2 separate regions of the Mus musculus genome follow, and region 2 is linked to region 1. Evidence: chromatin loops called from intact Hi-C (ENCODE). Cell type or tissue: heart. All regions are shown on one strand. Links, peaks and the distances in the headings refer to the core of each region. The heading gives the core; the rest is flanking DNA. Region 1 overlaps Ccdc138 (coiled-coil domain containing 138). Region 2 holds the start of Ccdc138 (coiled-coil domain containing 138).

Evidence for each region. Peaks named below come from ENCODE experiments on the same cell type or tissue, not always from the same donor. Only the 100,000 strongest peaks of a DNase experiment are listed, where the experiment ranks them.
Region 2: it touches region 1 in a loop (2.5-fold over the local background); 4 of 42 quality-filtered maps call a loop at or near these places.

Annotation. Positions count from the first base shown.
Region 1 is chr10:58,554,131-58,565,705 of GRCm38, forward strand. Ccdc138 (coiled-coil domain containing 138) reads left to right here. Exons shown (of 16, transcript NM_001162956.1): 14 at 7,771-7,947. It also overlaps the pseudogene Gm18042. Among named protein-coding and RNA genes, the nearest start is that of Ccdc138, 62 kb to the left of the region's middle. In heart, for the core only: CTCF peaks have their summits at 5,193 (motif pointing left) and 5,898 (motif pointing right); no DNase peak of the experiment used is centred there.
Region 2 is chr10:58,492,232-58,503,806 of GRCm38, forward strand. Ranbp2 (RAN binding protein 2) reads left to right here. Exons shown (of 29, transcript NM_011240.3): 27 at 180-453; 28 at 571-905; 29 at 1,432-1,924. The coding sequence ends at 1,737. It overlaps Ccdc138 (coiled-coil domain containing 138), which reads left to right and starts at 5,706. Exons shown (of 16, transcript NM_001162956.1): 1 at 5,706-5,831; 2 at 6,938-6,982; 3 at 7,131-7,188. The coding sequence starts at 5,739. In heart, for the core only: CTCF peaks have their summits at 3,592 (motif pointing right) and 5,854; DNase peaks (open chromatin) are centred at 5,700 and 5,920; H3K4me3 peaks cover 1,759 bases; H3K27ac peaks cover 1,603 bases.

The DNA of each region.
Region 1 (11,575 bases), core at 1,121-9,120:
AGACACACCAGAAGAGGGCATCATATCCTATTACAGATAGTTGTGAACCACCATGTGGTTGCTGGGAATTGAACTCAGGACCTCTGGGAGAGCAGGCAGTGCTCTTAACCATTGAACCATCTCTCCACCCAGTACTTCTTTTCTTAAGGACTGCCATCCTGACTAGGGTGAAAAGGAATCTCGTTGTAGTTCTATTTGTGTATCTCTGATGGCTAGTAAAATTGAACATTTTTCTTTATGTTTTTGTCCACGTGTGTTTCATCTTTTTAAAGAACTGACTGTTTCTTTCATTGGCCCATTTATTGATTGGGATTTTAAAATTTTCTTTTTATTTCACTTTTGAGCATATAACCTCTGTAAGGTGTATAGTTGAAACCGTTGCCCATTCAGAAGCTATCTCTTTGGTTCTACTATGCAGATGCCTTTGAAGTAATGATATTGCACTTGGCATTGTTTCCTGAACAGTTGGAGTGCTTTCCAGAAAGTTGCTGCCCTACCTACATTGCGGGTGTCCACCCTGCCTTTTGCTCTCCCAGTTTGAGTTTGAGGTCTTGCACTGAGGTCTTTGATCCATGTGGAGCTTCTTTTTGTCATAGGACGAGAGAGGGGGATCCACTGTCATTCTTCTACCTGGGAATGTGGAAGAAATATTCCAGTTTTGGGGGCACATTTTTGGAAGAGGCTGTCTTTATTATATACTTGGCATCTTTGCCCACATTCAAGCGGCTGTAGCTACATGGGCTTATGTTTGAGTCATCTGGTGATTTTTAAAGCTGTCGCTCATGAATAAAAGGAATGTACTACTCTCCAGGAGGCATATAATTAACTGCCTAACTTACATCACCTACAGCATCCTTTGTCCTTAAGCACATCTATATGCTTATCTTTTTTCTTGAACTTGTAAATTTTTTAAAGAATTGCATAATGCATAGAATGCATCTTGCTTATGTACCCCTCATCCTCCTCCTCCGTTGCCTCTACCCTAACCTCTCCTAACACCCCCCTCTATGAAATGGATGTTCTCCTTTTAAAATATTTCTGATCCCCTGCCATACTGCCAAGGACACGTCCCTACCAGTGTTGCTTTTGATTTCCATTTGTAACTTAGAGGAAACGTACACAGTGTACAGAGTTCTTGATGTTCGTAGATGAAGGAAGAGGATGTCCTCAAATTCCTTGCCACAGGAACCCAACTTGGGTAGAACCAATGTTGAATTCTAGATGGTGCATCCGCAGAAGGAAAAGTGATGCTATCTATTGACATCTTAAATCCGAGAGGGCCTGGGGAAGTTGTGGTCTGCAGCTCGAGCTATCATTGCCTGCGGATGGCTTCATCATCTTCTTTGGGAACACTAGCCAGCAAGCCATGCTGTTGTTTGCTGCTGCTGTCACCAGGGCCACTCCAATTGCTGCCTCCTTCATTCCTGGGACTTTAACCAACCAGATCCAGACAGCCTTTATGGAGCTTCCTCTTTTGGTGGCCACTGATCCTACCAGCCCCCATCTTATGCCAACCTGCTTATCACGCTCTGGGTAACACAGATTCTGCTCTGCACTAAGTGGACAGTGCTACCCCAAGCAATAACAAAAGGGGGCTCACTCAGTGGGTCTGATGCAGTGGATCCTGACTTGGGAAGTTGTGTGTATTCTTCTGTGGGCACCCGTGGGCGGTCACGCCCAGTCTCTTCCTCTACAGAAACCCTGAAGAGATGGAGAACAAAAAGCAAGCCACCACTGAGAAGTGGAATCAGGGTGAATGAACTATGCCAGCTCCTGAGTTCACTGCTCCTCAGCAGTGGTCTGAAGGTGTGCAGGTACTCTCTGTGCCTCTCCAAGAGATCTCTACTGAGGACTCTACTGAGTGCCCAGCTGTCCCCCCGAGGACTAGTCAGCAGCCCCACATACGGGCCACTGAGTGGTCATGAGCTTTTCTACACACATGTGAGCAAAGGGAAGGATGATGGAGGGAAAGAAAGTTTCTAAAAGCTGGAAAAAAAATAACACACTGAATCAGAGTAGGAGTGCCCAGATGTGCATGGGTGTGGAGTTGCCCACTGAGGCCTGGGTAACCAACCTATCAGTGGCCACTCCTCAAAGAAAAGTGACTGTCCCTCTCTCTGCCAGCAGCGGTCACCTGCCAGGACCTCCTTAGCCTCTCCCCATATACCCATATAATGTACTTTCATCAAATCTATGCCTCATTCCTGACTTTCCCTCTATACTTTACCACGTCTCCCATCAACTTCATGAATTCTTCTTTTAAAACTCACCCAGTTCACTTAGTGCTGCCCTAATGTGTGTGGGTGCAGAGCCATCTCCTGGAATGTGAGTGGTTTCCCAGGCCACATCCTCTCCTTCAGTTGCCACTAGTTACCTAGGTGTAGGATTCTGTAGCCTACCTTTTTCCCATCCATGCTGAGCCCATGTCTTTTAATCACAAATGTATTTTATTTAACTTCAGATCCATATGTATAGACTAAGTCTGTTATTTTAAAGTGGTCTGTGTATCTTTAAAAAAAAAACACATACACACACACAACTTTTTAGCCAGTCAGCACTTAAACATGATATCAATGGAATGTTTCATTCATTTATATTTGCCACTGCAAATATTAACATAGACATATACATGCCTTAGCATTTTTAAAATGTACAATAAACTAACCAATTTGACACTGATGTATGAAAGGATATGCCATCCTAATTTTAGCAGACATTGCCATCTTTTTCAAAAAGTGAGACTATTATATCCTTTCCTCTAGTGTGTGTGTGTGTAAATATGTTTGTGTGTTTTGTATATGTGTGTGGATGTGTGTATGTGGATGTGTGTGGGGTGTATGATATGTATTGGTGTCTGGGGAGTGTTTGTGTGTGTGTATACCTACATGTACATGTGTTTGTGTGTGTGTATGTCTCTGTGTATGTGGTGTGCATGTACATGTGTGTGTAAGTATGTATGTCTGTTTTATATATATGTGTGTGTGTGTGTGTGTGTGTGTGTGTGTAGGTATCTGTGTGTATGTGTGTGTGTGGTGCCATTTCTTGAACCATCCATTCCAGCATTTAGGGTTACTGATTTTTTTTTAGTACTTTCCAGTCTTATTTAATGAAAATATGACTTCATATAATGACTTTGTTTGGGTTTGTCTTTGAGATAGGGTCTAACTATGTAGATAAGACTAGCCTGCAACTCACAGAGCTTTTCTTGTCTCTGCCTTGTGAGTGCTGGAACTTAATGAGGTGTAGCACCACTCCAACCTTTTGCATGTATGTAATTTATCAGTTTCTTTTCTACAGGTTTTTCTGTTGATAGCCTTGATCTCTTTTCTGCTAGATGATTTCTCTCTTACTGTTTTAAAATTATGTCAGTCCTTTATCTTTCATGGTTTTAAGAGGATTTCTTGTTATTGAATGTATGAATGCTGTGCCTGTGTGCATATATGTGACTGGTACCCATGGAGGTCCAAAGATCTGTCCTGGGTCGCCTGGAACTGGGTTGCAAGTGGTCGTGAGCTGCTATGTGGGTGCTGGGAACCTAACCTGGGTCCTTTGCAAGTGCTCTTAGCTGTGGAGCCAGCCCTCCAGCACCACAGGTAACTTAATTTTTAAAAAAAGATTTATTTATTTTATTATATGTAAGTACACTGTAGCTGTCTTCAGGCACCCCAGAAGAGGGCATCGGATCTCATTACAGATGGTTGTGAGCCACCATGTGGTTGCTGAGATTTGAACTCAGGACCTTTGGAAGAGCAGTCAGTGCTCTTAACCACTGAGCCATCTCTCTCTCTAGCTGTCTTCAGACACTTTTTTCTTCTCTCCAGGCTAGCTCACTCTGACCCGCCCCACTACTTTTTGACATGGGCAGATCATGTCTTTTTCAGTTTCCATCATGATATTTTAGACAGGTGGGCTTGAGACATCTCATTGTATGTCAAGGCTCATCTGGAACTTTAGATCCTTGTCCTCATTGTCCCAAGGCCTGGGGGTTATACATGTGTAACACTGGCCTAGTTTACTTCCCTCCCCTCCCCCTTTGGTTTTTCAAGACAGGGTTTCTCTGTGTAGCTAGCCCTGGCTGTCCTGGAACTTACTCTGTAGACCAGGCTGGCCTCGAACTCAGTAATCCACCTGCATCTGCCTCCCGAGTGCTGGCATTAAAGGCGTGTGCCACCATTACCTGTCTCTAGTTTACTTTTTAAAAGCTTAAATGAAAGAATTAATGTAAAAGTTTAGCAAAGATTGTCATATAGTATGTTCTTAATTAGGCAATTGTTATTATCAATAGACATTGTTAATTTTTAAGAATTGGTTTTACTTGAGATCCTAATTAAGGTTTTTTTTAGACTGTATTAGCTGTCTTTTGATATAATAAAATACCAAGCAAGTAACTTAAAACAACATATATGGGGCTGAAAGGTGACTGAGCATTTAGGAGTACTTGCTGCTCTTACAGAAAACCTGGGTCTGGGGCTGGTGAGATGGCTCAGTGGGTAAGAGCACCCGACTGCTCTTCCGAAGGTCCGAAGTTCAAATCCCAGCAACCACATGGTGGCTCATAACCATCCGTAATGAGATCTGACCCCCTCTTCTGGAGGGTCTGAAGACAGCTACAGTGTACTTACATGTAATAAATAAAATAAATAAATAAATCTTTAAAAAAAAAAAAAAAGAAAACCTGGGTCTGGTTCCCAGCACCCAGGTAGGATAGCTTACAGTTGCCTCTAACTTTAGCTCCAGGGCATCCAATGCCTTTTTCTCTGTGGGTACCAGGCATGCATGTGGTGCACACATACACAGAAAACAAGACGAAATCTTTTAACAATCCACTCAGTTTACTGGCTTACAGGCCCCTGCATTGGGAATTTGAGCTGGGCTTAGCTCCCTGATCTTTTCTGCACTGATTTTCCTCTCATCGTGGGATCTATTCTGGATCTTCCAGAAGACTCAGAAGCCCCTGAGGCTGGGTGCTTGTCCACAAGACATCAGTTTTAGTGTGCTCTGGCCAAGTCACCAGGTTCGGCAGGGGTCAGAGCTGGCAGCAGAGCTCCTTCCTCATAGGAGTCGCTGCAGAGAATTTCTCACCTTTAAAAAAAAATCTACCATGATTGAGATAAACAGATTGGCTTCTGTTGAGCAGCGCACAGCACCTGTAACCAGTTCCAGACGATCGCACACCCTCTAGTGGCCTCTTCAGGCACCACATTCATGGACACGTTCCCTCTATTCCCCACATATACATATACAAGTAAATAAAGACTTTTCAAAAGATAAGACCGCTTTTGAAAAAAAAAAAAAACAAATACTATTTTCTACCTGTGAAAACTGCTAAGAGACAACTTTTTCCTCATTTTTAAAAATTGAAAATAATTTTTTCATTGACTATATTCTGATCATGATTTCTTCTCCCTCATCTTCTCCAAGATCCTCTGCACTAACCTAACTCTACTCCTGTTTCTCTTTAGAAAACAAATAGCCAAAACAAAACAAATTTTTTAAATAGAAAGAATTAGCACAAGAAACACACACACACACCATAAAAACACAAAAATAAGAAACTGTAATATACAAGCAAAAGACCAGACCAAAAGATTAAAGAAAAAGAAAAAGGAATGAAAGAAGAAAGAAAGATGGATGGTCTTTTTAAGTTTGTAAGTTAAATATTTAACAAAAAAAGTACCATGAAGCTGGATGCAGTGGCGAACATGTACAATCAGCTCTAGAGAAACCAAGGCAAGTTTCTAGAGAAACTCAGGCACATTTAAGGCTAGCCTGATCTACACATGATGTTTCAGACCAGGCAGACCTCACACAGTAAGACTATTAACAAACAGCCCTGTGATAATCACTCCACTTAATCCTGCTAGCCATTGCAGGTAATCTCAAGTACAGTAGAGGGCGCTGCTGTGAAGCTTATTTCTGTGAAGACAGCAGGCTTCTCTAGTATATCTGTATTGTTGCTTTTTAAAAAACGTTTGGGCCTGCCAGATGACTTGGTGCCTAGGGTGTCTGCTGAGCAAGCGTAAGGACCTGAGGTTAGGTCTCTAACATCCATATGAAAGCTGAGCACAGCAGTGTGTATCTCTGACCCCAGCAGTGAGGGCTGTAGGCAGGTGTAATGCTTGGGCTCACTGGCCAGCAGCCTGTGTAACCAGAATGCTGAGAACAAGTTCAGTGAGAGACCCAACTCAAAACAAAGAAAAAAGAGGCCAGGGGCCATGAATTTGAGCGTGGGGATGTACATGGGGGTTTGGGGAAGAATGAGAAAGGGAAAATGATATAATTATATTTTAATTTTTTTTTTTTAAACAGGACAGAAAGACACCTGTGTCTGTCCTCTGCATGGACATGAACAGGGGAACATACACAAACGAGAGCTGGGAGCCAGGCGGCTCGGAATAGAACCTAGCCATTTGCTTCGTATGCATTTGTTTGCAGAGTTTCATTTATAAGTAAAAGATTAAGTATGACAGTAGTGTTCCTTAGTTTTTATTAGTGGGCGCCAGAATTGTCCGTTCCTGTGGAACTGGAGCCTAGAGGGGGTTGTGAGCCACCCAACACCACAGCTGGGCACTGAACTTAGGGACTTCACCAGAGCATGACAGTCAGGCCGCTGTTGCTTCAGTGGGCACAGCTTGCCTAACAGATTGGTATTGTAGCTTGTAAGGTTCATGGCTGTATAAGACAACGGTTACACTGGCCTTTTCCTCCAGCAGCCTGCTCTCTAAGAGCCATTCTAGTTCTGGTCTTGGTAAAATCTTGCTGTCTTTCATAATAATGGGTGGGTTACAGAATGTAGTGGACCAGAGGATAGCCCGGTTTTTTTGAAATTGTTTTTGAATGGTGTGATATTTGCTCTTTAGTAAGAGACAGAAATCCTTGTTTAAAACTCACTGAGCAAGTTTGTGTATAGTGACAGTTTTAAATGAGGGGGCATTTAGAAGTCAGTAGTAAGGTATATGACCTTAGAAGCTATTTTAAAGATACAAATACTGGGCTGGAGAGATGGCTCAGTGGATAAGAGCACCAACTGCTCTTCCAGAGGTTCTGAGTTCAATTCTTAGCACCCACATCGTGGCTCACAACCATCAATAGTGGGATCCAATGCCCTCTTCTGGTGTGTCTGAAGACAGCTATAGTGTACTCATATATATAAAATAAACAAATCTTTAAAAAAAGATATAAATACTAATATTGTTTAAATTCATAAAAGTATGTGGTTATTATAACCAAATACGGCAATGTATACTATTGTACTATTTAATAATAATTATAATAATATGTAAATAATAATACTACTATTTAATAATAATTAATATCATTACTTTTCCTTTTTTAGTATAAAAAACAAAATTGAGTTATTATTATTATTATTATTATTATTTTGGTTTTTGAGACAGGGTTTTTCAGTGTAGCCTTGGCTGTCCTAGAACTTGCTCTGTAGATCAGGCTAGCCTTGAACTCACGAAGATCTGCCTGCTTCTTCCTCCTGAGTGCTGGGATTAAAGGCATGTGCCACCATTGCTCAGTGGGGCTTATTTTAATACTGAAATACGAATATGCTAAATGAGTTTATGCCGTTGTAATTGGACTGCCTTTTCTCTCTCCTGTTCCATAGAGTTCAGTGAGGGGGGTGAATCTAAACTTAGGACCTCTTGTTATTTAATTCTTTTATATTTTTATTTTACTAAAGTGATGGTTCTTTTTGTTTAGCCTTCTGTTTCTGATTGAATAACTGACGCACAGGCGGTTGATTGTTTGTGTTGTTTCTAGCTGACTACCTAGCTCAAGCGTTTGACTCCCTTTGTTTGGACTTGAAGACAGATGAAGGAAAAACCTTATTTTTGGAGTACCAAGCCATTCCAGTAATCCTAAAACACCTGAGAATATCCAGTAAAGGGCTCTTATCCAATGTCATCGACAGCCTGCTTCAGATGACAGTAGAGTCAAGTAAGTTTTTATCTTGTATGTCTGTAAAGAAATGATGCTTGCGTTTCCCTCTGATCAGAACGTGTTAACCTCATACACCAGGCACTTCTGCACAGTGCTGTAAATGGTGGCTGTTTGGCAACTTGACACACGTGTCATACCTTGTTGTGTGCCCCAGCCCCCTGCCCTCCTCTGTGCCCCTTTACCAGCTGGCTTCGGTCTTCCTCCAGCTAGTCCTCCTTTGTCCCTTCCTAGCACGTTTCCTGTTGTCATTCCTATTTCCCACATCCCCTGCAACCTCTTCCTCCCCTCTCATGATTCCTTTTCTACTTCAGTATCCTGCAAAAACAAACATATAGCTATAGCTATATACCTGTGCACATAACCTAAAATGTAAGCTCCTGTATGAGAAATAATGTGATCTTTGTCCCTGAGTCTGGTTTATTTCATTTTTCATAATTCCATTTGCATCTGTTTTCAGAAAATGTCATGATCTTGTTTTTCTTTATGCCGTATAAAGTTCCCTCAAGTATGTGCATATGCCACGTTTTCTCTTAACTCACCTGTTGATGGACTTGAAGGATTCGTCCATTTCCCAGCTGTTGTGAATAACGCAGCTGTGAACACGGATGCACAGAGCTCTGTGGTGTGCTGACCTAGTAGTGAAGATGGGTGACAGCGTAGTTCTATATTTAGTTTTTTTGGGATCTCCATACTGATTTCCACAGTGGCTTCTCAGTATTTCCAAATTCCTAACATGTTGCTCTTTGAGATTCAGGGACAATAAATCAGTATCTCAGGAATTCTCAGAAATTTCAGAATGGTGGCTTTGTACACATTTCCTACTTCATTCTGTGTTAACTGGATGGCTAAAACTCATATTCAAACATAAAATACACTAAATTAAGGAGTATTTACAAAGAACTACATCCTACAGGAATATTTAAACAGCAAAAATCATAATTTAAAATTTATATCTCCCAGTCAGTTAATAGCAGCCCCTCTTGGAATCACAAAGTGGCCACCACCCACTGAAGCATGTACTTTGCAGTGAAGATGTGTTACGCCTGGGAAAGAATTCAGAGGACTTAACTGCCTAGAGTATACGTGGGAACTCACTAGTGGGCCTTTTCTCTGTCTCACTGCCTTTCTTGTTCCTGGTGCTAAATGCCGTACTCACATGTATATTTGTTTTTATATATACATGTACACATTGTGAGTTAGGATCCACACATGAGGAGAAAATGTATTTGATTGATTTTTTTTCTCCCCCTGAGATTAGGAGACCTTGCTTAATATTATGTATTATATAAGTCCATCCATTTTCTGCAAGTTCTGTAATTTTGTTTTTCTTTAGAGCTAAATAGTACTCCATTTTCTATATGTTTAGATTTTTATTACTCATTCACTTTTTGAAGAGCACCTAAGTTGTTTGCATTTTCCTGCTGTATTAAATATAGCAGCAGTGAACATGGGTGCAGCTCTTTCTGCTGTAGCATAAGGAGTTCTCTGTGCTATGGCCAGGAGGACAATAGCTGGAGCTATAGTAGGTCTGTTCCCAGTTTTCTGAGGCTCCGCCAGGCTGATTCTCACCATGGTTGTGTGGACTCCCACCAGCAGTATATAATGGCTCTTCTTTCTTTCCATCCTCGAATATTTGTCAGATTTCTTGAATGACAGCCACTCTGACTGGGCTGAGGCGTTGCTTCAAAGCAGTTCCCTGATGACTAGGGATAGTGAACATTTTAAAATGGTTATTGGCCCTTCAGTCATTTTGTCTTCCTTCCTTCTTTCCTTCCCTTCCCTTCCCTTCCCTTCCCTTCCCTTCCCTTCCCTTCCCTTTCCCTTCCCTTCCCTTCCCTTTCCCTTCCCTTTCCCTTCCCTTTCCCTTCCCTTTCCCTTCCCTTTCCCTTCCCTTTCCCTTCTCTTTCCCTTCTCTTTCCCTTCCCTTTCCCTTCCCTTTCCCTTCCCTTTCCCTTTCCCTTTCCCTTTCCCTTTCCCTTTCCCTTTCCCTTTCCCTTTCCCTTTCCCTTTCCCTTCCCTTTCCTCCCTTCCTCCCTTCCTCCCTCCCTTCCTTCCTTCTTGCTATAATTCATTATCCCATTTGTTGATTTGCAATTTCATATCCTAGGTATTTAATTTCTGCAGTTCTTTGTAAATTCTGGTTATTTGCTCCATGTCTGGAGTATAGCTGAAAAGGTTTTTTTCCCATTCTCTAACCTGTTTGTGGACTCTGCAGATGTAGCCCCATCTGTTGATTTTGGGGGCTAGTTTTTGTGCTCTTGAAGTTCAATGTCCAGAAAGTTCTTGCCCACCTTAGTGTCTTGAACAGAATTCCCTGTGTTTTCATCTAGAAGTTTCAGCTTTTATTTTTCTTTTCTTATTTTTCCTAGTACAGTGTGTTTTGTGTTTGATCATACACACTCCCTTTCCCAACTCATCTCAGATCCACCCTCTTTCCTGTCCACCTCTTTGTTCTCCTCCTACCAAGGCCAGTTGGTGCTGCCCAACTGTTCTTGGCTGTGTGCTTCTTCCTTGGAGCTTGTTTGGCATACCAGGGGTTACACTCTTAGAAGAGACTGCCTCTTCTTTTCAGCAGCTAGCTTTGCTAATCGCTCCATGGTTAGAGGTGGGATTTTATGCCTAACTCCCTGCTTCATGCTGAGATTTGGTCTGGTTCAAGCTTGCACAGGTCTTGTGCCTGCTGTCACAAATGCCATGAGTTTATATGGGCAGCCACCCTGCTGTGTCCAGAGGACACTGGTGTCATGCACTGCCTCTGGCACTGGCACTCTTGCCTTCTCTTCCTCAGTGATCCCTGAGCCTCAGAGGAGGACTGCAGTGTGTGTTCCACTTAGGGCAGAACATTCTGCAGTCTTTGAATTTTCTGTACCTTGGCCAGTTGTGGGTCTATGTGTTAGTCGAAATCTAGTACAAATCAAAGTTTATGGTAAGCTGGTCAGTGCTGGTGCATGCCTTTAATCCCAGCACTCAGGAGGCAGAGGCCAGCCTGGTCTATAGAATGAGTTCCTGACAGCCAGGGCCACACAAAGAAATACTGCTTTGGAAAACAAAAACAGTTGACCATTATGTCTGTTTAGCAAAATAATAATAGTAGGTAGTCTTCCCTAAGGCCTAAGTCCTGTTTAGCCATATGTTCTTAGCCTGATAATAGTGACAGGTATGGGTTCTGTAGCTCATATAGATTCCTTCTTTCTTTCTACTTGCTGATTTCTGTTTCCTTGGCTTTCCTTATGGTTTCAGATTTTATTGCTTCAATAGTTTAATCTAATCAATACTGTCTCAGGATAATAACATAAAAGCCTTCTAAGTTTTGTTTCTACATATAAAAAGCAAGATGAATGCAAAGCTATCATGGGTTTATATCTTTTATGGGAAATAACTTACTTGCATTCATTTTTTTTAAAAAAAAAAGCCTTTACTAAAGACATGGTTTTAAAGGGTACAGTTTGACATTGGGTAATTTTTGTTGTTAGTGTTGTTTTTCAACCTCTCCTAGCTAGCCAGCACCAGTAACTTAAGCTTCTAAAGTATTCTCATATAGTATCTTGTAATGAACACAAAGAGTGTAGGACTTCTTACCTTTGCATGTGTCTCTATTGCATGGATCTTGAAGGCACAGTTTCTT
Region 2 (11,575 bases), core at 1,779-9,778, 61 kb before region 1:
TTTCACAGAGATAAATAAAATATTTAATGATAAGTCACATCTTTACTGCTTAACCAAATCAGATATATTATTAGTATAGGGTATTAATTAGATACCATGCTAGAGTAAAACCTGTTGGCACTGGTTAATGGATTTGTCATGACTAGTTGTTTATATAAATTATTCTCATCTCGTCATAGGTAGAAGTGAAATCTGGAGAGGAAGATGAAGAAGTTTTGTTCAAAGAGAGAGCCAAACTTTATAGGTGGGACAGAGATGTCAGTCAGTGGAAGGAGAGAGGTATTGGAGATATAAAGATTCTCTGGCATACAATGAAGAAGTATTATCGGATCCTAATGAGAAGAGACCAGGTTTTTAAAGTGTGTGCAAACCATGTTATTACCAAAGCCATGGAATTAAAACCTTTAAATGTTTCAAACAATGCTTTAGTCTGGACTGCCTCCGATTATGCTGGTGAGTCTCTACCTTCACATGCCTTTTAACTTGATTGACTTCTGAAGTCTATATCATACACATGCTTTGAATGTAAGTTTAATATTAAGGTCTTCCCACCTCCACTCCTTATAACAGATGGAGAAGCAAAAGTAGAACAGCTTGCAGTGAGATTTAAGACAAAGGAAATGACTGAGAGTTTTAAGAAAAAATTTGAAGAATGTCAACAAAATATAATAAAACTCCAGAATGGACATACATCCCTTGCAGCAGAATTATCAAAGGACACCAATCCTGTGGTGTTTTTTGATGTTTGTGCGGATGGTGAACCTCTAGGACGGATAATCATGGAATTATTTTCAAATATCGTTCCTCAAACTGCTGAGAACTTCAGAGCATTATGCACTGGAGAGAAGGGCTTTGGTTTTAAGAACTCCATTTTTCACCGAGTAGTTCCAGATTTTATTTGCCAAGTAAGTGTCACTATACATACATCATGGTTATATCTGCTAAAACTAGACCACACCATCTTGGGAAGGTATTTCTTCTTCCCCTCATCCTCATTCATCTTGGGAATTTTCAGTTTTCCCACACTGTAACTGGACACTCTCTTTCAAACATTCAGCCTGAAAGGATCCAAATTTCTAATGCTTTGTACCTGCTAGAGACAGGAGGGAATCCCCAGACTTGACCTCCCCACCCAGAACAAAACAGCAGTACATGTATTTCTTAGTTTTCAATTTTTCTTTTAATTTTCTTTTGGGACAGGGTTTCTCTGTGTTGTGTACTTCTGGTTGTCCTGAAGACCAGGCTGGCTTCAAACTTACAGAGATCTACCTTTCTCTGCCTTCTGGGTGCTAGGATTAAAGGCATGCACCACCACTGCCTAGCTGTCAAAATGTATTCTTAAAGAAATAGAGGATTCGTGATTTGCCCTATCATTCTGTGTGTTTTAATGTTTAGTCAGTATTAACAGAAATATTTTTTTGTTTTTTTCAGGGGGGAGATATTACCAAATACAATGGAACAGGTGGACAGTCCATTTATGGAGATAAATTTGACGATGAAAACTTTGATTTGAAACACACTGGTCCTGGCTTACTATCCATGGCCAATTACGGCCAGAATACCAACAGTTCTCAATTTTTTATAACACTGAAGAAAGCAGAACATTTGGACTTTAAGCATGTAGTATTTGGGTTTGTTAAGGATGGCATGGATACTGTGAGAAAGATTGAATCATTTGGTTCTCCTAAAGGGTCTGTTAGTAGAAGAATTTGTATCACAGAATGTGGACAGCTATAAAATAATTTTTCACAGTGAGTTTTATCTATATAAGCAGTTGAATTGATGCGTAATTGTTACAGACAGTATAGTAATTATGTTCACCTTTTGAAAACAGATGTTTCCGATGTATAAATGTAAAATTGTAGCTTATAGCTGTTGTCACTTTTTAGTGTGTAATAATTGATCTTGCATGGTGTGAAATAAAAGTTTAAACACTGGTGTATTTCAGGTGTACTTATTTTTATGTACTCCTGACATATCTATATTAGAATGGCTAATACAAATTTTGTTAAAAGCAATAGAATTTCCCAGACTATTGAAGTAATATGATATATGCAACTTATTTTAATTCCTGTTAAGATATCTGGACTTCCTGCATGGTACTTATCATTGAATAAGGGGACCATAATGCAGATAATTTTATTTTAGATTTGAAATATATATATATATATATATATATATATAGTAATCTTAGCTATTCCTGTGCTCATTTATGTATAGACTGACATATGGATAGAGCCACAGAAGATAGGAGTTAACCAAAGTGCTCTTCTGTCATTTTTATGCTCCTGTGTAGTTAAAAATTAACTTTTAAGTAGGATACTGTCTTTTCTTGATATGTTGTGCTCTTTTGAAGACGTTAATTTTTACATTTTAAATAAGTTGATCATTTCCTTAGCTAGCCTTCTCTCCTTCCTCCCCATCCTCCTTTCTTCTCTTCCTTTTTTCCTTCTTTCCATTCACATTTCTGTTACCTGTCTCTACTACCTCAGAAACTTCAGCTTGGTCCTGATGATAGAATTGGATTTTTCTCTAGTTCTTGTGATAAAGTATCAATATTTTTAAAAGATCTATACCATGTTCTTTGGTTAAAGATTTGCTTTATATTAGATTGTTGCAGTACCTTTTTCTGGTGAATTTTGTAGCAGAAATAAAGTGATAATTGATAACAGCCATGACATTTAAAACATTTGATTACTTGTGCATCTAAGTTGTCTGTTCCTTCCGTAACTAGATGTGATTTCTGCCCAGTGCTCTGAGTGTCAAAGTGAAGAAATTCAATGAAGCATGGGTAAATGGTGGGAGTAACTATGAATCTCTTAAGGTAGCCAAATGAAGGAGATTCCCACTGTCCCTACCTGCTATCCATTGAAACCAGACAGCCAAGGGAATGGGCCTGGTGGAATCAGCAGGGAAAGAAGACCCTAAATGAGATCAGCTAAAGGCCAGCACTCTGAGCTCGAACTTCAACATCAAGAGTTTGATAAACACTGAAAATGTACTTGGATATGGTTTGTGTTAAGTTAGGCAAACAGAAGGGGATGTTCTTATGGGCTTACTCAATAAAGAACTAAAAAGAATCTAGTTAGACCATACAATCTTCTATTATCCAAATGTAAGTATCCAGTCATTTCTGTTGTGTCCAACCATTAGATTAGGTAAGGCAGGTTATGGCTTACTTAATGAATTTATACAATAGCAAGCACCACTATAAAAATACTTAATCTTGTAACCAGGTACATGAAATAAACCTACTTCAATTTGGCCTTGTAAAAAGAACCATGTCCATTTAGTGGCTTTTTTGGAAACCTGTGTAATATAAATTCATATAAATTTCAGCTGAGAAGCTAATGCCATATTTTTAAGTAAATGGAATTTTTAAAAATTTTTAATTTTTCTGTACCCCAAGATTGCCTTGCTAAGGTTGGACTTGAATTCTTGATCTCCACTGTGGTTACAGGCATGTGGCATGGTTGCAAATACTTTTAAGAGACATTATTTCAAAACATTAAGGCTATTAAAGACATTTTTTTAAAGATTTATTATATATACAGCATTCTGCCTGAATGTATGTCTGCAGGCCAGAAGAGGGCACCAGATCGCATTATAGATGGTTATGAGCCACCATGTGGTTGCTGGGAATTGAACTTAGGACCTCCAGAAGAGCAGTCAATGCCCTTAACCTCTGAGCCATCTCCAGCCCAAAGACCTTTCAAAAACGTGACAAAATGGCAGGTTAAACTAACTATTGCTATTTATTTATAGTAGAGGTGTTTACAACTTGATGAGTTACCAAAGGTTGTGAGCCACCATTTGGGTGCTGGGAATGGAACTCGACTCCCCCAGGAAGAACTAAAAAGAATCTAGTTAGACCATACAATTTTCTATTATCCAAATGTAAGTATCGAGTCATTTCTGTTTTCTTGTCTAATGTTCTTAATGGCTGAGCTATCCAGCTCTAACAAAGAAGTTTAAAAATAAGCTTGTGGCATTTTATATGATGCTTGATATATAAGAACAATGTGATCTGTTGTTTATTCACTGATGATGGTATAAACTCACATTGATAGGTTTTAAGCTCATTAAAATCTACCCCCAAGCCGGGCGGTGGTGGCACACGCCTTTAATCCCAGCACTCAGGAGGCAGAGGCAGGCGGATTTCTGAGTCTACAAAGTGAGTTCCAGGACTGCCAGGGCTACACAGAGAAACCCTGTCTCGGGGAAAAAAAAAAAAATAAAAAAAACAAAAAATCCAAAAAAAAAATCTACCCTGAAAACCAAAATAAAACAATTACACAGTTTAGGTGGTAGGTTTTTTTTTGTTTGTTTGTTTTAAATATTTATTATATGTAAATACACTGTAGCTGTCTTCAGACACTCCAGAAGAGGGCATCAGATTTCGTTACAGATGGTTGTGAGCCACCATGTGGTTGCTGGGATTTGAAGTCAGGACCTTAGGAAGAGCAGTCTTAACCTTGCTGAGCCATCTCACCAGCCCCTAGGTGGTAGTTTTTAGCAAAAAGTATTTTAAAAAAAGATTACTTTACATATAGGAGTACACTGTAGCTGTCTTCATATAAACCAGAAAGAGGGCATCAGATCCCATTACAGATGGTTGTGAGCCACTATGTGGTTACTGGGAATTGAACTGGGGACCTCTGGAAGAGCAGTCAGTGCTCTTAACCACTGAGCCATCTCTCCAGCTGGCAAAAAAGTATTCTTTAGGCAATGTTTTTATAGTGAGTTTTTTGTCTATTGCTAAAGTATCAACTTCTGTAAGTTAAAAAGTTATCCAGAGAATTTAGGGGCTGCTACAACACATGTCTACTATTTCTCAGTGTTAGTGTATCTCAAAGAAAAACTGAACAGGTAGGAGCTTGTGTGATAAGTTGAACACACCAAGTACTATGTGCTGTTGCATAGCTGGGAAAGAGGTTTCTGTGTTTTAAACGAACATTTTTTCATTTTATGAGGCAGATCACCCGGTAGTTGAGGCAGTTAATTGCCCCAACTGCTTATGACCCTGTAGCCCAGGCTGGCCTCCAGCCTCCACCTTCCCTGCCTATATTCGATTATTTTTGTACCACCTATGGAAACTGGCAAAGGAGTATAATCAGCAGTTAATGCGCTTAGCGCTCAGACATGTCCTGATTTTTCTGTGATTGTAAATCACTTTTGATGAAGAGACCCTGTTTAGTCTAATTTTATGTAGTGCACAGTAAAATTTACCCTGTAGTCCCTGTGGTCTCCAGCCTTGGGGAGCATTCTGGCTCTCTGCTGTGGAGAAGTTATTCGCCTTCCTGCTGGCCGAGCCAGCGCTCTCAAGGGAATCTTTCTTCTCTTCTCCCCCTCCCCCTCTCCCTCTCCCTCCTTTTTTTTTCCTTTTGGTTTTTCGAGACAGGGTTTTTCTGTGTAGCCCTGGCTGTCCTGGAACTCACTCTGTAGACCAGGCTGGCCTCGAACTCAGAAATCCGCCTGCCTCTGCCTCCCAAGTGCTGGGATTAAAGGCGTGGGCTACCACTGCCCGGCAGAACTCACCTTTTTCATGCTTCACATTTATGGCGGGTAAAAGACTTGGAACTGAGAAACTCTAAGGGGCAACCGAGAACTGGGTTGTAGTGTATCCTCCTACCGGCTTCCGGCGTCCTCGGGGGGCGGAGCCAGGCGTCGTGACGTACTGCCCGCCCTGACGTGACTGTGAACCCGGTTTCCCGGGCGACCGCAGTCAGAGACTCACCATGGAGCGCAGGGTGGTCAAGCCACCGGGACAGGATATGGTAGTGGAGCGTCTCAAAAGCCGCTACGGCCTGGCGGGAAGGTGCCCCGTGGAGGTGAGATGGGTGGAAGCCGCGGTGGGCTCTGCTGGGCGGCCGCGGGAGGTCGCTAGCCCTGCCTTCCTCGGGGAGGCTCACTAGAGAGTTCCCGCCCTCGGGGAAACCGCCTCGACGGACGGGGCGTGGCTTTGGTCCTGGTAACCAATGCTGGCGGTGACCAAAGTGCAGCAGGCACGGAAGACACTGTAGTTCCTTCTGGAAAGCATCTTACTCCGAAGTAATTGCAAACTTACAGAAAAGTTGTGGCGATGTGCATTCTTGTAGTCCTCCCTTGAGAGCGCCATTCACCAGGAGAGTCTTGCCATTTTTGAGGCGGGGCCCCCACTGAGGTCTTTGCTAATATCTTGTGAGAGGTCGGCCAGATCACATCTTCGATGAATCCTGGAAGAACAGAAGCGGGAGACCAATTACATACCTCAGTTTGCACGACCAGATTCGGTTTTTTTTTTTAAATCCTCACCCTCTGATAACAGAGTTAGGTGTTTACAGTTCAGCTGAGAAGCCTGCTTGACAGCCCAGCATGGTCAAGGTTATATAAAGCATAACAATGTTGTCTTCAAAAAAATCATCTGAGGTATGGGAACATCATTTACCCTGACTTCTCCAGAAGGTGAGCAAGGTCGCAGGCATTCCTCTGTTCCTTCCCACATTTGCTGGCTTTCCAAAACCCCTTCTTGAGAAATAGCAATATTTCCCAATGTTCCGGTGACCATGACACAAATTCATTCTATCCTCACATAACCTTAATTGAGACTCCAACACATACTCCTCTAGCTTGCTTTTCCTGTGAAGCACATTCTCTTTTAAAGCCTTATTGATATTTTCCAAGAAATTTAGTATTGTGATAATAAACAGGATAGTGTATAGTTTGTACACAGATTACCACAATGATAAAGCATACCCTGGTGCAGATACTACCTGGGGTCCGAACATTACATTTGATTGTGTGTGGTTGCCTTTAATCTACAACAGATGTCCACACCTAGTTTCTTGTAACATTAGTGCTTGCACAAGGTGGAAGACGTGTGTATTAGAATGTCTCTCAGTTTGAGTTTGTCTAACGGATAGCTTCTGATTTGATTCTGGTTTTGTATTCTTGGCAGGAAAACGACATGACTGGTGTGTGGGCTGCTCTGATGAATCAACAGGTACATGCTGTTTGTCTAATTAGTGATGCTGATCTTGGGTTGAGTGGTGCCCCTAGGTTTGTCCATGCTAACCTTTGTAATTATGGAAAAGTATTTTAAGAGAATAGGTCTTAGTGTTTAACTTAAGTGTATCTTTCTCCTCACCTAGCATGAACTTTCAGATTTTGACCAGACTAAATATAAAAGAAGAATTGTGACCTCCCCAGGTAAGCCAAAAGAAAATTTTGTATATTTGAGTATTTTAACAAATTTAACTTGAGAGAGATTTATAGAAATGTTTAGACCTAGGCTTATTGTTACTCATTTTTCATTAAAAAAAATATTCAGTCTGATAATCACCTAATTGTGAATTTAGAGTTGAATGTGTGAGATGTCTTCTAAAACTAAATTTATCGAGGGATTTTGGTGTGTGTGTGAGATGTAATTTATAATATGCGTGCCTTTTACTTTTCTTTTGTGGTACTGGGAGTCGAATCTAGACTATTAATCAGTTCTGAGGAAGTTGATCAGTGCTTAGCAAGTGCTCAGTCACTAAACCATGTCCCCAGCTGGTATGTTTGCTTTTGAAAAATGTTAAAAAAAATTGTACAGAATATACTGCACGGAAAATACTAGTAAGTTTTATTTAGGCAAGAAAGAATGTACCAGCCGGGCAGTGGTGGCGCACATCTTTAATCCCAGCACTTGGGAGACAGAGGCAGGCGGATTTCAGAGTTTGTGGCCAGCCTGGTCTACAGAGCAAGTTCCAGGACAGCCAGTGCTACACAGAGAAACCCTGTCTTGAAAAAACAAAACAAAACAAAACAAAAAAAGAATATACCAGAATGAAAAATAAAGGGAAAATTTATCAAGTTGGCTTGTAATGTTTTTTGATAAGCTGAAACATTTTATGGTAATAAGTATTAAAAATTAATTCATTAACTTGTTAATACTTCAGAGCTAATATTTATTAGTTAAACATAATAATCATTAAACTTTGGTAGTTGCAGCATGAATAGTGTCTTTAACTTCATCAAGATATGGGAGTTGGGACTGAGAACTGGCTGGGACCTGAGCTGAGTCTGAGGACTGAATGGAAACTGGCTGGGTCTGAAGACTGGCTGGGACTGAGCTGGGTCTGAGCTGAGTCTGAGGACTGAATGGAAACTGGCTGGGTCTGAAGACTGGCTGGGACTGAGCTGGGTCTGAAGACTGGCTGGGACTGGCTGGGTCTGAGCTGGGTCTGAGGACTGAATGGGTCTGAGGACTGGCTGGGTGTACTGGCTAGTTTTGTGTCAACTTGACACAGGCTGGAGTTACCACAGAGAAAGGAGCTTCAGTTGGGGAAATGCCTCCACAAGATCCAGCTGTAAGGCATTTTCTCAATTAGTGATCAAGTGGGGAGGTCCCCTTGTGGATGGTGCCATCCCTGGGCTGGTAGTCTTGGTTCTATAAGAGAGCAGGCTGAGCAAGCCAGGGGAAGCAAGCCAGTAAAGAACATCCCTCCATGGCCTCTGCATCAGCTCCTGTTTTCTGACCTGCTTGAGTTCCAGTCCTGACTTCCTTTGGTGATGAACAGCAATGTGGAAATGTAAGCTGAATAAACCCTTTCCTCCCCAACTTGCTTCTTGGTCATGATGTTTGTGCAGGAATAGAAACCCTGACTAAGACACTGGGACTGGCTGGGACTGAGCTGGTCTGAGGACTGGCTGGGACTGAGCTGGTCTGAGGACTGGCTGGGTCTGAGCTGGGTATGAGGACTGACCGGGTCTGAGCTGGGTCTGAGGACTGGCTGGTAGAGTGGAGAGCTGTATAGGTCTGATTTATACAAGTCAAGGGGCTCAGTCTAATTTCCAAAATACGTTACATAATGGTAGGAGACAAACTGCACTCTTGGATAAAAGCATAAATGAACTTGATAAGTTTAAAAAAAACTGAAATACCCTGTCTGCAAGGATTTGAGTTACAGCACTTTCAGGAAAGTTACGTGTGATATTAAAGGCAGAATGGTTACAGTTTCTGGAATATCAGAATTAGGTCTGTAGACAGATCAATTAAAGGAAAAAAAAAAGAGGTAACCAGTTAAAGTTGGTTGTAAGCAGTAGTCAAAAATAGCCGGGCGTGGTGGCGCACGCCTTTAATCCCAGCACTCGGGAGGCAGAGGCAGAGGCAGGTGGATTTCTGAGTTGGAGGCCAGCCTGGTCTACAGAGTGAGTTCCAGGACAGCCAGGGCTACACAGAGAAACCCTGTCTCGAAAAACCAAAAAAAAAAAAAAAAAAAAAAAAAAAAGAAAGAAAGAAAGAAAGAAAAGAAATAACTGCAAATACTCTGGATCTTTAGAATTTATTAGAAGAAAGGAATTATTTCCACCTCTAACCCAGACAATGAAGAGAGATTAAAAGGCTTTAGAGATTAGCAGACTTTTAAAAAAGATCGACTTGGACTAAAGTGTGTATTCACTGAGTTTATAGTCACTAGTGGTAACCCTAAAACTGTAAGCATCCTTTGAGACCTGAGTCTTAATGACTCAATATGCACTGATTGATTGTGCTTCTTGAGTTCACAGCAGAACTTCTGGAGACCAGCAGTTTTCAAATTTCTTGCCGGTGTCTGTATAGCTTTACTTTGTGGTCTATAATTTATAAATATCACTCGAAAACTGTTTTTTTTTTTAGTTGAGAATCATTTTGTAACAGAATTGTCAACTGTTATATACCTGAAATTCTTTGGTACTGTGTGATGTTTCTGTGTTGTATGAAGAAAGCTAGAAATACTACACCCCCAAATATGTCCCTTAAGTTTAAATACTATAAGAAGCACTAGAGTCAGAAAAACTTCATGAGATGGAGAAGATGGCTTAGTTGGCCAAGTACTTGCTTTGAAAGCATAAGGACTCCAGTGTGGGCCATCCAGAATATGTGAAATCCAGTGTGGGTCATCCAGAACATGTCAAACCCCCGTTCGGCAGTATGCCCTTGTAACCCTGTTCCTGGGAAGGTGGAGATAGGTGGATTCCTGGGACTTGCTGGCCAGTGTCTCATCACTTGTTTAAGAACCTAATCTTTGTTGAAGATTCTATGTATGTCAGATGTCTAAGCCATGCTTTGAATAATCTTTCACTGAAGCTTCTCTGTGTGAAGTGTACTGTGCATTAATAAACTTGCTTGCTTTACTCTTGTTAGGTTGTCTTTGGTCACCAGTGTTTCTCCCAGGTATGAATTTATGAGAGTTGAAGATAGATTGTGTTTGTTCCCTGACAGATATATTTGTTTAATTAAAAATTTAGGGGAGAATTGATAAAGCATGTGCCCTTTATACAGTGACTGAGGTCATACTGCAGCAAGCATTGCAGCAGACCCCTTCTTCCACCCAACCTCTATTCCTTGGAGACTCTGCCTCTTGGTGCGGGTCCAGGGCATTCTTACCTGTCCCATCTGACTCTCAGCTTTCCTTTTCCCCATCTCCACTGCTTTGTGTCAGCTGCAAATCTTGAGAAACTTCCTACCAGGGACCCCCTCAATAGCTACACTGTGCTGGGACTCAGGTAGGCAATCTTCACTATGCTTCCTGTTCTCCATTCCGATCTCTGCAAATTTACTCTTAGTCCTGTAGCACCCTGGCGACAGGAGCCTGTCCTCCCACCCCACCTCCCTTCTTTGAGGTATCCACCTCTTGATGTAGACCCAGGGTTCCCTTAACCACTGACCTACTCAGCGTTCCCCTCTAGCTCATCTCCATTCCTTTGTGTCACCTCAACTTGCAGAAGTACTCTCTGCTGTACTAGCCTAGCCATAGCAACCGTACTAGCCTAGGATCTAGAATGGACAGCAGCTATTAAGGAATGGAACACCCACCCAGCAAAGATAAGACCAGGTATCTACACCAAGAAATACCTCAAACATCAAAACTCTAGATGCCTGGATCCCAGCACAAAAGCACAACCATGAACAGCCATGACAATATGCCTCCTTCAGAAGCCAAGCATTCCTGTTGTAACAGGCTGAGAAATACAGTGTAGAAATACAATGTAGCTGAAGCATAAGAAAGGGACTTCAGAATAATAGTTATAAATATGTTCAAGAACCTTAAAGAGGATTTAAATAAATACCTTAAATGACATCTCTGAAAACACAGTCGAATGAATTAATGAACAGTCTAAGACATGAAAGAAGAAATAGGGGGATGGAGAACTAGCTCAACAGTTAAGAGCACTGTCTGCTCTCCCAAAGGTCCTGAGTTCAATTCCCAGCAACCACATAGTGGCTCACAACCATCTGTAAAGGGATCTCTTCTGGTGTCTTTGGAAACAGCTGTGGTGTACTCGTATAAATAAAATAAATCTCTTTAAAAATGCAAAAAACAAAATAGAAAGTAGACATAGAATTGCCAAAAAAAAAAAAAAAAACTCAACTGAAATAAAACTAGAAGTTAAAAACTTAGCTAATCAGCTGGGCGGTTTGGCGAACGCCTTTAATCCCAGCACTCAGGAGGCAGAGGCAGGCGGATTTCTGAGTTCGAGGCCAGCCTGGTCTACAGAGTGAATTCCAGGACAGCCAGGGCTATACAGAGAAACCCTGTCTAAAACAACAACAACAACAACAACAACAAAAAAC